Regions from separate parts of the Homo sapiens genome. Here regions 1, 3 and 4 are each linked to region 2. Evidence: chromatin contacts called from ENCODE Hi-C or POLR2A ChIA-PET data. All regions are on one chromosome and are shown on one strand. Each heading gives the region's core, a stretch centred on a gene start or an enhancer-like site at or near the end of the contact. The rest is flanking DNA. Distances are from core to core; before and after follow the strand shown.

The links. Hi-C counts contacts between places; a loop is a spot of excess contacts on that map. ChIA-PET counts read pairs that join two places held with the same protein, here RNA polymerase II (POLR2A). Pooled maps may share reads with other maps.
Region 1: a map of CD8-positive, alpha-beta T cell shows a loop between it and region 2 (15-fold over the local background). The contact joins the promoter of DNAAF10 here to the promoter of MPHOSPH10 in region 2. A Hi-C loop is called at or near these places in 2 of 168 maps with a recorded cell type or tissue (CD8-positive, alpha-beta T cell and gastrocnemius medialis) and 6 of 50 pooled maps.
Region 3: a loop to region 2 is called in a pooled map, with 12 times the contacts of the local background. The contact joins the promoter of PPP3R1-AS1 here to the promoter of MPHOSPH10 in region 2. A Hi-C loop is called at or near these places in 2 of 37 single-sample maps with no recorded cell type and 6 of 50 pooled maps.
Region 4: a loop to region 2 is called in a map of B cell, with 19 times the contacts of the local background. The contact joins the promoter of APLF here to the promoter of MPHOSPH10 in region 2. A Hi-C loop is called at or near these places in 1 of 168 maps with a recorded cell type or tissue (B cell), 1 of 37 single-sample maps with no recorded cell type and 7 of 50 pooled maps. POLR2A ChIA-PET finds 5 or more read pairs at or near these places in 1 of 52 experiments (naive thymus-derived CD4-positive, alpha-beta T cell).

The regions. Positions count from the first base shown.
Region 1 is chr2:68,155,817-68,158,915 of GRCh38, forward strand. DNAAF10 (dynein axonemal assembly factor 10) reads right to left here and starts at 1,711. Exons shown (of 8, transcript NM_138458.4): 1 at 1,445-1,711. The coding sequence starts at 1,627. It overlaps PNO1 (partner of NOB1 homolog), which reads left to right and starts at 2,072. Exons shown (of 7, transcript NM_020143.4): 1 at 2,072-2,325; 2 at 2,564-2,713. The coding sequence starts at 2,119. RefSeq lists enhancers at 954-1,886, 1,344-1,483, 1,764-2,003, 2,284-2,383.
Region 2 is chr2:71,129,284-71,132,670 of GRCh38, forward strand. It overlaps MPHOSPH10 (M-phase phosphoprotein 10), which reads left to right and starts at 1,351. Exons shown (of 11, transcript NM_005791.3): 1 at 1,351-1,471. The coding sequence starts at 1,383. It overlaps MCEE (methylmalonyl-CoA epimerase), which reads right to left and starts at 946. Exons shown (of 3, transcript NM_032601.4): 1 at 897-946. The coding sequence starts at 936. RefSeq lists enhancers at 169-1,027, 1,349-1,398, 1,499-1,548.
Region 3 is chr2:68,249,577-68,253,008 of GRCh38, forward strand. It overlaps PPP3R1-AS1 (PPP3R1 and CNRIP1 antisense RNA 1), which reads left to right and starts at 2,027. Exons shown (of 2, transcript XR_001739527.2): 1 at 2,027-2,158. It overlaps PPP3R1 (protein phosphatase 3 regulatory subunit B, alpha), which reads right to left and starts at 2,956. Exons shown (of 6, transcript NM_000945.4): 1 at 2,549-2,956. The coding sequence starts at 2,551. RefSeq lists silencers at 2,276-2,385, 2,566-2,615, 2,876-3,315 and an enhancer at 3,406-3,432.
Region 4 is chr2:68,465,884-68,468,956 of GRCh38, forward strand. APLF (aprataxin and PNKP like factor) reads left to right here and starts at 1,702. Exons shown (of 10, transcript NM_173545.3): 1 at 1,702-1,944. The coding sequence starts at 1,849. FBXO48 (F-box protein 48) reads right to left here and starts at 1,411. Exons shown (of 4, transcript NM_001024680.3): 1 at 1,328-1,411; 2 at 261-587. RefSeq lists enhancers at 492-551, 645-1,540, 1,541-2,435 and a silencer at 1,777-1,986.

The DNA of each region.
Region 1 (3,099 bases), core at 461-2,960, 3.0 Mb before region 2:
CCAGGCTTGGTGGCTCACGCCTGTAATCCCAGTATTACGGGAGGCCGATGTAGGCAGACTGCTTGAGCCCAGGAGTTGGAGACCAGCCTAGGCAACACGGTGAAACCCCATCTCTACCAAAATAAAAAATAAAAAAATAAAAAGTACAAAAAAATTAGTTAGGTGTGGTGGCACACACCTGTAGTCCCAGCTACTTGGGAGGCTGAGGTGGGGAGGCGGAGGTTGCAGTGAGCTGTGTTTGCACCACAGCACTCCGGGCTGGGTGACAGATTGAGACCCTGTCTCAAAAAAAAAAAAAAAAAAAAAAAAGCCACTGGTTACCAGAAGCTAAGTGATGAACAATACAAGGAACGAAGGAAAGGTAGAAAAAAATAAGCCATGTTTCATGTTTGTCATTCAGGGAAACTTAAAGCGGGATGGGGTCTTACATACTTTCTATTCTAGGCTTAACAGTCCAAATTGTATTCATCCTTTATCTACCAGTTTAATCCCTACCTCCTCCAAGCAGATTCTCTCCATAGGTTTTGATCCCCAGAGTTAACCTACCCTGCACTTGTAGTCTATTACAACCCTGATCTGATAATGACTGATCATTTTTTCAGGTAACAAAATCAACACTTTTTAAAAACTATAAACAGCTATAAAATGCTAGTTACTATCATTATTCTCTAATTCTTTCACTAGTAATCTTCAAAAAAACCTTGCAAACCTAATCTTTCCACACCCTGCTTAAATCCTTTCAGTTGTGTCCGTTTTTTCTTAGAAAAAAGGCATAAATCCTTTGAATGTCCTACAGATCTTGCAATGTCTGGTTCCTGCTTATCCCTCTAGTTTCTTAAGGAGATAAACTTCTTCCCATCACTGAGCTTCTGCATGTGCAGAAGCCCTGGAAACCTTGTCCTTTACTCCTAGTTTGACCTAGTTAGCTTCTGCACATACCAAAATCTGTTTTCATTCATCCCAAATCTGTTTTCACTCTCATTGAACCGTAACCGTGTTCCTTTGTGTGAGACAACTCATCTCGGTTTGTATTTATGTATCGTTGCTTTGATTATTGAACTGAGTATCTCTCCCACTAGAAAATAAACTCCATGAGATGGGGGACATTACCATTCACATCCCTGGGAATACCAGGCACTCAGCTGATGCCTGTCGAATGTGTTAGGTTGCCTCTTCCAACCACACTGCAGGCATCCTGGTGCCCGCTTTGGCTGGACTGCACTGGGGGTGGCAGGACGGTTGGGCGCGGAGGAACTACCCCGCGGATGAGAAGAAAGGTTTTAAATAGGAAACATTCCTCAGTCGGCGGTCAGCTTCTCTGGTCTCGCGCGGCTCAAGCCATGCTTTGGGGGACGCTGGGCGAAGGCTCTGGCAAAGAGGAATGCAGACCCCAGGATCCGCACTCGCCCCCAACGGCAGTCCGGATCCTCGACCCGGCACCCACCTCCCGAAGCAGCTTCAGGTCCCCGTGCTGGATCTCGTACAGCTGAATGACGCCGGTGCCCCGTGCGAAGTTGCCCATGGTCACAAATTTGGCGCTGCAGGGCACCCACTTACAGTCAAACACCGTGTAGTTGAAGCCCTTCTGGATATGGGCGATGATCTGAGGCTTCTCGAAGGCCGACATGGTGCAGCCAATTTCAGCTACGGCAACCGCCACACCCAGAGCCCCCAAAAACGGCAACCTGGAAACCAGACTCCAAACATTGGCAATTTGTCCCTCCCGCTTTCCGTATTCTGCCCCAGATGCCCTGGCATGTTGGCTGTAGTTATCCCCGGATAATGCCAGATGCGCTCCTGCGATCGCACAGAATGTTCCTTCACAACAGCACGAATTTGTTTATCGCCTTTACCCACTGCCTTTCGCACACATACATACTAGAGATTACAAAATACTTGGGCTGGGAGTTGCGCGGCTGGAGTGAGCCCAAGACCATCAGGCATATCTTAGGACAGCCTAACCCCGTTTTCCCCCCCACCGGCCCCAAATCCTGCAGGTCCCCGGCCTGTGACGTTTTAGGAAAGGGGCGGAGCTGCAGGGGTGGTTGGCTGAGGCTGGCTTCTGCGTGGTGCAGCTGCGCACGTGTTTCAGCCGGCAGCGCTTTAAGATTTCCGGGGATGGAATCCGAAATGGAAACGCAGAGCGCCAGGGCAGAGGAGGGCTTTACCCAGGTCACCCGCAAGGGTGGCCGACGGGCGAAGAAACGACAGGCTGAACAGCTGTCCGCAGCAGGAGAGGGCGGGGATGCGGGCCGCATGGACACAGAGGAGGCCAGGCCGGCGAAGAGGCCCGTCTTCCCACCCCTCTGTGGGGACGGGCTCCTGGTATGTGGCTGGGACCCTAGGACAGCAACGAGGCAAGGGCCAGACGCGGATCAAGCCGATGGCCTCTGGAGAATGTTGAAGCTGCGGTGGGGCTGTTCTGCCGTGATGCTCAGAGAGAAGTGATTCTTTGAAGTGTAACTAGTTCAGTTAAAGGAGGCCCTTTGTGGATCAGATGTCATTTTAAACTCCATCACCGTCCCTCCATAGCCTTCTGAGTTGTGTGTTCTTTTATTTACAGAGTGGGAAAGAAGAAACAAGGAAAATTCCAGTCCCAGCTAACAGATACACACCATTGAAAGAAAACTGGATGAAGATATTTACTCCTATTGTGGAACATTTGGGACTTCAGATACGCTTTAACTTGAAATCAAGGAATGTAGAAATCAGGGTAAGGAAAATCTCAATCATTTCCCAATACACCAGGCTTTCTCTCCTACAGAGATGAAAAGGCATGAATAGGCTTTACTTAATGGGACTTTTCTGTTGTATGGTTTTTGTCCAGTTTAAAAATTTACCATATTGAGTTTGAACTTCCCAAATGCCTTAAAAATCTGCATTCGATACAAATATTAATTGAATTTGTAAATTAGTTCTGAGATCACACCAAAATACTGGCTCTTCTTCTGTGTATCTTTTATAATGTTCTATGTCAAATTGAGAAAAGGTCGAGTAAAGAGATTGCCATAAACAGAAGCAGGTAAATAATGAATATAAGCACTTGCTGCTTTACAAGAAGTATATACAGTCAGCGTCGGGAATATGTTCTGGGATATG
Region 2 (3,387 bases), core at 101-2,600:
CAAATATTCATTTATTTATAGTTTTACGTTCCTATCTTGTGTATCACCTAAGAGGAAGGTATGCCTTACGGTTAAGAATGTGGGCTCTGGTGCTAGAAGGATTTATCACGAATGTCCCGGAGTAACTCTGGGGCATTACCACTTGGCACCTTCTTCCTAATAGGGAATCTCAGATTAAGGGAAATACTTGCCCTCTCATAAAAGGAGGAAGAGAAAAAAAAAAAGGATAAAAAGAGGAGAAAGTGAGTCAGAAAACGTGACAATTATTACAGTTATTTCTGTCATAACTGATTCTATGTACATATTTTAAAAAAAATGAAGGGGGAGAGAACTCAAGAAAGTTTCCAAATCCACATGCTTTTATCTGTGTACGCGATAAATATATTAGTGCACGTGGAAAAACCACTCCTTTTGTATTCTTTACACCACTGACCTTTGAGTGTTCCCAACAGAAAGCTGGTCACGCTTGGAGTTCGGCCGACTAGTAGTTGTTGTTTTTACGGAACGTGCTCTCCTTTCTGGTTTCTCCCCAGTCTCTTTATTGGTGCGCGGTAAAATAACTTACCGATCCGCTTCTATTTACTTCTGTCCCTGCCCTGCCTGACCTGCCGGGCAAGTTCCCTCGACTCTCCCGCCCACATACTGGAAGGTGCAGAGCCCAAGGCGCACAGCTCTCGGATGGAAATGGGACTCATGCACAAGGCAATCCCCGCTACTAAGCGGTGGCGCTTCTGGAAGGCACCCTCTGCCTAAGTGACAGCAGCTGCTGTGGAACGCGCCCCCGGGGGAGGACATTAGATCAAGGTGCTTTGGCCACGCCGAGGCCTCCTCCGCCCCCGACCGCCGTTCCCACGCTCCCTGTCCCATGGCGAAGGTCGCCGGTGCCCGGTATTCACCTACGGCATTCGCGGCTGCAGCCTTCAGCACCCGCGCCATTTTGGAAAGCAACCCGCCACGTCAAGACTAGCCACGGAGGTTGAGAGACGCGCGGCAGAGGGCGGGGCGGGAGGCAGAGGGGGCGGGGACAGAAAGGTCAGGGGCGTGGCGAAGGTCGCTGCTTTCCTGCTACAACGGGCCTACTTTAGCTAAAACAGAAACGTAAGGCCAGGACGGGTCACCCTTTGTGGGCCCCTGAAAAATACAAAACGAAGTTTGGAGAGAGTTGAAAGGCGTTTGGGCTGACCATGGAGATTTTTGTTTCCCACCCTCCTGCGAAAGCGCTCGCGCTGCCATTGGCTCTGGCTGAGGGCGAGTCCGGAACCTGTGCGCCGCGGAACTTTCGGCTCTGAAATCCAAGTTGCGCTGGGCGCATCTTTGCCGCGCGGTTTCCGGGCGGCTCCCTTCCCTTGCATGCTGCATTGTGTCGGGAGTTGCTGACAGCCATGGCGCCGCAGGTCTGGCGTCGACGGACCCTGGAGCGGTGTCTGACGGAAGTCGGCAAAGCCACGGGTCGGCCCGAGTGCTTCCTCACGTAAGTGCGCAGATCCCGGGCTCGGGGTGCGACCGGGGTCTCACGTGGACGCGGGTTGCAGGCCTCCGGCAAATTGTGGAGCTGGGGGAAGGTAAGGGGAAACGTAAAATCGCTTTTCCCCAAATTTCAGAGTTTATGCTTTCCTAGGCTATCAAAATTTTAAAAACTGTTAAAATTTGTATAGATGGATCTCTCAGTTGAGTGTTACTGAAATCACTCTAACCTCAATTGTTAACACCTAGAAGCTTCCCTTGGGCTTCTTACGCCCCCATCCCTCTACACACAGACTGTTGGTTTCTCCTTCCTCCTATGTGCTCTCAAAGCACTTAGCGCTTAGCATACTTTATTGAAAGTACGAACTTGTCACTTGTCTGTCCACCCCCCATGACTAAGCTTCTTCAGAAATAGAACTTCCATGTCTCTTCCCAACACAAGCGTTTTATATGTATTTTGTTGAAGAATTTAAAATGTGATCTATGAAATTATTACTCATTTATGTTTCAAACCCCAACCTTTCCCTGAGTTCCCAGCTCACAGCAACTACAGACTGAGCTTAGTTTGAATTCCGTAGCACACAACTGGGATATCCACACTGTACAACTTTTAACGATTTTTAAAATTTTGGTACTGTCAAGCATCTCAAATTCACTGCGTCCAAAATAGAGCTGTTGTGTCTGTTTAATAGAATTGTTGTTTCTACCCACCTATACTCTGCCATCCCCTGAAGTCCTTTTCCCATGCTACACCTGTCAAGCGCGTCTGTGTGAAGAGACCACTAAAACAGGCTTTGTGTGAGCCACAAGGCTGTTTATTCACTTGGGTGCAAGTGGGCTGAGTCCGAAAAGAGAGTCAACTAATGGTGATGGGGAAGGGGTTGCTTTATAGGAGTTGGGTAGGTAATGGAAAATTACAGTAAAAGGTGGTTATCTATTAGCAGAGGAGGACGGGGTCACAAGGTACATGGTGGGGAGATCATAAGACTTATTGTCCAGAAGAAGAATGTCACAAGGTCGATTGATCAGTTAAGGTAGGGCAGGGACAAGTCACAATGGAGGAATGTTGTAATGTTGATTAATCAATTAAGGCAGGAACTGGCTGTTTTATTTCTTTTGTGGTTTTTCGGCTGCCCCAGACTTCTTGGCTCCTGCAGGCCATCTGGACATATATGTGCAGGTCACAGGGGTTACAATGGCTGAGCTTCAGCTCAGAGGCCTGACACCACCACCCAAGCCTTCCCTATCTCAGTAAATGGCACTTCTGTCTTTTCAGGTACTCAAACATAAAACTAGGCTGCTACTTTAATGTCTTCATTTTTCTCTATTCTATATCTAATTCTTTAGCAATCCTGTCAGTTCTACCTCCAAACTATACTCAGCATATTCACTGCTCTAACTCCAGTCTAAATCACCATTATCCTTTCGCTGGAATGCTGCATCAACCTTCTAATCACTGTACTTTCCTCCTCCTCCCTCGTCCCTTTCTCCTTCCTTCGTGTAAATCATCATTTCATCCCTCTGCTTAAAATGTTTTCTCTTTACACTTTAAATGACAAATTCTTACTCCTGAACCATGCATAATTTGGCTCCCATCAGTCTCTCCAGCTTCACCCTCTGCCTCCTTCACACTCTAGCCATGGTCACCTGTTTGTTTCCTCAAGCTCACCTCTAGAGGATTTGCATCTTAGAGGATTTCTTCTGCCTGGAATACATGTTTCCCAACCTTTATAAGACTATCTCCTTATCTGTAGGTTTCCTCTCAGATGTGACATCTAAGAGAGGTTTTCCTTGACCACTGTAGCCAAAGCAAATGTTGATCATTGAATGAATAAGTGAACAAATGAATGGAGTGGTATATAATGTAGCAGAATTGATAATTTAAGGTTAATTCACTATATATCTCCAAGCAAATAGATTTAT
Region 3 (3,432 bases), core at 777-3,276, 2.9 Mb before region 2:
AACATATATAAAACACCTCGTTCAGGGGAAATTCCTAGGAGCTCACTATTTACAAGATTTTTTTTTTTAACATATAACCTTCATTCTCCCTGGACGCTTAACAATTTAAAACTCAAATAAGGGTGAAGGGAGGGAAAGACTTTAACTTTCAGGAAAAAAAAAAATAAACTACGTTTAAGGCACCAACTAAAATTAATACCTGTCAGAAAAGATCCTTGAGAGTACATTTAAATCTTATAAGCCTTTTTACTTTCCATACTTGAATTAACTAGTGATATTTCATACTGTAAATGCTGTTGACAGAATGTAAATAATAAGAGTTCTAAGAGAGATTTTCCAAAGGGTGTGAAAGTTTTCAGAATTGTATGTTCAATTAACCAGAAAAATTAACCAGATCACTCCAAAGCCTGATTTATTTGGGTTAATCGACATCCCATATGGCAAAGTTGAGTTATGGGTATGGTCTTGATACTTTCAAACCAGTACTGTATTCAGCAGACCAAAATAACCCTAAAGTTGGAAAGCCACTGCCAACATTATGTAGGTCCTGAAATGGTATTGGGAGGATGAAAGAGGAAAAAAAAAAACCCAACAGTTGAATTAGGAAATAAATACTGAAAAGGGAGCTGGGAAGAAAAGGAACATAATGACCTGGCAGGAAACAACATCGTCTGATACACCGTAAAATATTTTAAAAGACAAGAAAACAGAGTTAACAGGAAAATAAGAAATTGAAGAGCTAAAAGAGAACTTCCCAGTTTCAGTCTGTTGTTCAAAAAACAGAGGACGGGGTGCACCGCAAGAGAGTTACTATTTGGAAACCATACCACTTCGCTGTATAATATATAAACAACAAAAGGCTAGATCATTGTTCCTCAAATGTGCTGTTTATAAAGCTAAGTAAAAACATTCCCTGCAATGAACAAAGATCTTCAAGATCCTGACCTTCAAGTAAAGCATGTGCATAAGGAAATTCTATTAAAGCACTGAAATGCAATTCTTCACTTCAAAAGACTATGCCAACAAAAAGATTATATGATGAATGGCTATGATCTTCCTAAATTGTTTTGTGACTTTCAGGTGCCAAAGTTGCCTCTCTGAGCTGCCTCGCAAGTTGGCAAGGAAAAACTTTCTCTACACATCAAAATCGGCAATCATTTAAGTCTGCTCTTAATCTGGGTTTTAAGTGCACCAGTAAGCACTTACTCATTTGCCCTATATTTTAAATAAAAGCTGACTTACCTGAATATTCTAATTTCACGTTCTTCCCTTAAAATCGATTTCACCAAATCGATTTTAAGTTGTAAGCAACAGCATTCCTCCCTTCAGTAATCCACCACGTACACTGAAGCACTTAAATTCTACATACAGGGTGGGATACCATACAGTGGAAAAGATGCGAGAAATTACCCACCGTCAACCAGTTTAAGTCTTCTGACAACTGTTCAAAGACTTTTAGAGAAAGCCTAATAACTGAATCGCATGATGGAGTATCTGATATACGCGGAATAGCACTCTGAACTTTCTCTACTGTGTATACAACTCTTGATTACAAAGAGGAAACTAACGACTAGGGCTTCCCCGAGCGAGAGAACCGGTAAGGTAACAGGCTAAAAGGGCGTCGTTGATTTCTTGGCTGCAGCGACAGAGGCGGGAGACACACCCCTAGCGTCGGTCTGAAACACTACAGCAGCGAATTCTACCTAGGGATTAATGTGAGGGTAAGGAAAGACAAATTAAAATCGCCATGATTCAAAAACAACCACTCCAAGAGAGAGACACAAGAAGGTACCAAAGAAAATGAAAAAACCCTTGGTAGTAACGGAAGCATGAAAAATTAAGCGCCCCCATTTCTCCCAAACCAAGTTCGCGTATGTTTTCGTGAACAAACACCTTGGATCTTTCCGGTTCGCCAGGGCAGCGAGCAAAGCAGCAGCGAACGGAAACCCCGCAGGGCTGCGCACCGCAGCTAAACCGACGCTCGCAGGAGAGGGGAAGTGAGTGGCAGGGTTCCCTGCCAAGACTCACTGCTGGGAAACAGGCAGTGAGTGGAAGCAGCAGCAGCTCTGGAGAGTAAGTGGGTCTTATGTAAAGTGCCATTTGCCACATATTGTTATTTCCAAAGGATTTCAGAATACCCTCGAACTCGAAAAACAGAGTGAGTGTGGAGGGGAGGGGGGTGCTCCACGTGGAGGAGGGTCGCGAGAAGGAGAGTGCGCCGGGCTGATGGTCAGCGGTGCCCGCGGGGGTCGATGCCGGGCGGGACCGGCGGCGCGGGGGTGGGGCGACGGCGGGGCGGCGGCCGAGCAGCAGAGGGGCGCCCCGCAGAGGCCGGGGGCGGGCGCGGGGGCCCCGCCGCCGTCCTGTCAGCAGCCGCCCCGCCGCCCTCTCCGGCTCGCCCGCAACCGCCGCGGGACCCGCCGGGCCCGGGTCTCTGGAATTTTCCACGGGGGACAGCCGACCGGGGGCGTCGGGGCTCGCCCCCGCACCCGACCCGGACGGCGGCAGTAGGGGGAGGGATGGTGCATCGAGGAAGCCAAGGTCTCACCATTTTGCTCGGCGGGTCGGCGGCTCGCTGGCTCGCTGGCTCGGAGAAGTGTTGCGCTCAGGCTGGCTCGCAGGAAACGGCGGCGGCGGCCCAGCTGCGGCCCTCGGGTCGCCGGCGGGGAGGGGGCGCGCGTGGGGGAGGGGAGGCGGCGCCGCGGGGCCCGCGCCGGCCGGGCGATTGGGCACGCGAGGGAGCGGGCAGGGTAGGGGGAAATAAATTAAGGTCGAGATTCAGAGCCGGAGAGCGCGGGAGGAGCAGCGGCGAGAGGCAGGAGAGGCAGAGAAGAAGAAAGGAGGGGGAGAGGGGGCGAAGACGGCCGGGAAACTCGGGGGCTGCAGCCTCGCGCTCGCGCCGGAGCCGTGACGGACTCACTGCAGCGGCTCGCGCTGACCCGCAACCTCAAGGCACGAAAAAAGGGGAGGGCGGAGAGGGAGGGGAAAGCGGAGTGCTGCAGCGCGCGGGGCGGGGGCGGGGCTTCCGCGAGCGCCGCACATCCGGGAACCTGCGCGCCCCGCTGGGCGGCGAGTGCCGCGGCGCTCTGGCGAGCTCTGGTTGGGGAACGCTGAGCGCGCGGACCACGTTCGCCCCTCAGCCGGCCGCCCCTTGCGTGCAGGGTGGGGGGAGGCCAGGGGCGGGGGCGCGGACGTCGGTGACGTCGCGTGGCGGAGCCCTTCCGGTCATGTGGCTGGAGGCGGGCGGGGAAGAAGGCAAGGCTGGGAGGGGAAGGAGGAAATGCGAGGGTTCCCCGGCGGGAGGAAGCGCGAGGGGTGCGCGAGTGCTAGCGAAAGGGGGACAGGGGCCCTGGAGTGGAAGCCTTGCGGGAGAGGAGGAGCAGAGGAGCAGTCTTAGGGTGTCAGAACCACCCGGATGCCGCACCAAAAAAC
Region 4 (3,073 bases), core at 452-2,951, 2.7 Mb before region 2:
AACTACTATCTGAAATGGACAAGAAGATGAGATCTGGATTATGAAACAAAGTCTCAAATATTCAACTCAGTCATAAGAGTAGTGTTTTAGAAATGGCCCCTTGAAGCTATCCTACATGCATAATTACAAGCTAAGGATAATAGTCACTGAAGACATCAAGCAACAGTGAGTGACAACTGTAAACAATGTTTAGAACTCAGCTAGGTACAGTATGTGACTCTTTGAAGCCCAGATTTAAAGCTCAGTTTCAGCTAATTTACCTAAGGTGAATGGTGTAGGCTTCCCAAATCAGTTGAAAGCATGACTGGGTACATCACCATCCTTGAGTTACTTTTGTATATAAAGACAGCTTGTATTCACTTAAAATCAGTTTATTCCATTTTGCACTTCCTTTTATAACGGGGGTTGGTTGTGCAAGAGGAGAGGTTTGAGGTAAATACTTCTTTTAACTCAGCTGAACACAAATCTCTTTTCTAGACGAGCTACTCAGCTATGTTTTCGGACTTGCCAAGACCACGGTGGCTCCCATTCATGATCCAGATTAGCTGTGGTGGCTGGAACTGCAGTCTGTGTTCAACAGAGGTCTTCTTCTTGAGGGTTAGGAGAAGTAAGAAAGCAAACGTAAAAACGGGTGAGTCAAGAGCAAGTTTTTGCCATGCACCTTGGCCCCTCCCACCACCAATACAAACCAAAGCCAAACCACAACGTTCTTGAAAAGAATCTCACATTAGGAAAACGTTACAGTGCATTTAAACGTTACAGTGTGTTTATCCACTTCTCCCAGGATCTTACTGGGAGAATAAAATGCGTCCCCTTGTGGAATTCCTGTAACGGGAATGAAGGCTTTTGAATTTCACAGCAGGGGATACCTTTGCGAGTTTCTAAAATCCCACTAGGAATCTTTCTTCTACGTCCAGGTTCGCCTGGATGCCTGGAAACGACCCCTCTTCTGCCCTTTCTCCTTTATGAACTGAGCTTTCCTGAATTCTCTCTCAAGTGAAGTAAAAGCTCGTCCCCCTTTCAACTATCATTCGGAGGGATAGATCGGCGGCAGCGCAGTCGGAGGGGCGGGGAGCCCCACTCCGTCCAAATCCCGCGGGTCAGGGCTAATCACCCCACGTCCCGTCTGAGCCACCCTCCTTGTGTCCCGCGCGGGTTGCAGCTGCTGGAACCCAAGAACACAGGGCACTGACAAGTGACAACAACCGTCAGCGTTGACTGTCACTGCGGCTCCAGGCCGCGGAGGGAAGGCTGAGCTTGCGTCCAGGCCGCGTCCCCGGGAGCGTAGACACCTAAGCCAACGGGAACGGAAGACCCTTCTACCTACTAGGCCGCGGTAGCTTCTCCTCCCGCGATTTAAATCCACCGGAATTCGAATCCTTCCCCATAGCTCTTCGCATCCCGCCCACCTGAGTCCCGCCCTGCTCAGAACTCGCGCAGGCGCCGAGAGGGGCGCGCAGTGCCTTTGGGGATTGGTAGTTTTTTCCAGGGCGTCTCCGCTCGGGAAAGGAAGTGAAGAAAGCCACCAGGACTACAAGGCCCGGCGTCCTCCAAGATGGGAGGGAGGTGAAAAGGGTGTTGGGGAATAAGCCGGGGTTTTTAAACAGTAGTTTTGAGGCGGCGAGACTGGGGAATCCCCGGTTGCGTCATTAGTAGGCGTGGAGGGGCGGGACTCGTGAAGCTGCGCTGGGGCCGGGCTCTGAGAGGACCGGCGCAGCCGCGGGGAGCCTTTGAGGCCCTCCCTCGGTGTTTTTTCCCAGGGCGTGGGCTTGCCCCGCGCGTGTCTGTGGAGGGCGGAAACAGCGGAGGGGCCAGTCTCCTGGCGAAGGGGCCTAATCCTTGCCCGCCATGTCCGGGGGCTTCGAGCTGCAGCCGCGGGACGGCGGTCCCCGGGTGGCCCTGGCGCCCGGGGAGACGGTGATCGGCCGCGGGCCGCTGCTGGGAGTAAGTGTGGGCGGGGGCTTAGCGGACCCCGAGAGCCGTGGAGTTCCGCGCCGGCTCCTGAAGACCGGCCCTAGTCCTGGCCGGTTTCCCCACCGCACTGGTCCGCCGGTCCGGATTTTAGAAGTTTGGGGCCGCACGTTTTTCAGTTACCTTTAAGCCAATTCACAAACATTTCTTTATGTTGCTTTTAAAACACTGACTGTATTACCATTATTATCTTATCCAGGGATTGGCAAACTAGTGCCTGGGGGCCAAATCCAGCCTATGTTTGTATGGCCCCATGAACTAAGAATGATTCTTAAATTCTGAAATGTAAAATGTAAACAAAAAATCTACTAATTTTTCAGGGGGAATAGTTGCTCCAAGGGTTGAGGGTATTGCGGCTTGTCTTGTAAAGCCTAAAATATTTACAGTAGTGTCTGGTCCTTTACAGAAAAGTTTGCCAAACTGTGATATTACGTCTTCTAGGCTAATTTCTTTTAACCTTTGGTCTCCTTTGCAGAGCTGTGTGGACCTTATTTATTTATATTATTTATTATTTCCAGTAAAATGAGTAGCTAACCCTTCATAAGTAATGTGTATAGCGTTCGTGTCATTGGTCTAAGGAGACATTACCTATACCAACATCTTTAACTGTCTCAAGACCGTATCAGTTAGCTATTTTTATTATCCTCATTGTTCAGATGAGAAAATTGAGCCATACATACATTATTTAAAGTCCATACATAAGCTTTTGGACACATAATGCCACAAAGCTAAATATTCTCTACCTTCTTTGGGAGAGGTTTAGGAATAAGAACATTTGCATATTGCATTCTGGAATTCTATAGATCTCTTAAGTACATCTAGTTTTCTATTTTGTTCTTTAACATTCAACATTTCTTGTTTGGTGCTCACTGTGTAGAACATTTTGCAGATTCTAGCACTGTGGGGCATACAAAGATGAATGGAACATGGGTCCCTACCCTTTAGGAGTTTTCTCTTGGGACCGGGGAGACACCTGTGTCAGTGAGCTAACACCAAGGAGTAAGGAGTGTGTACTGTTGTCCTGGTTAACTTCCAGAGTCTAAATGGAACCATTGGTACTTGCCTTAGGTCCCTTCTGGGAGCAGGGAAAGGAGTGGTAGTT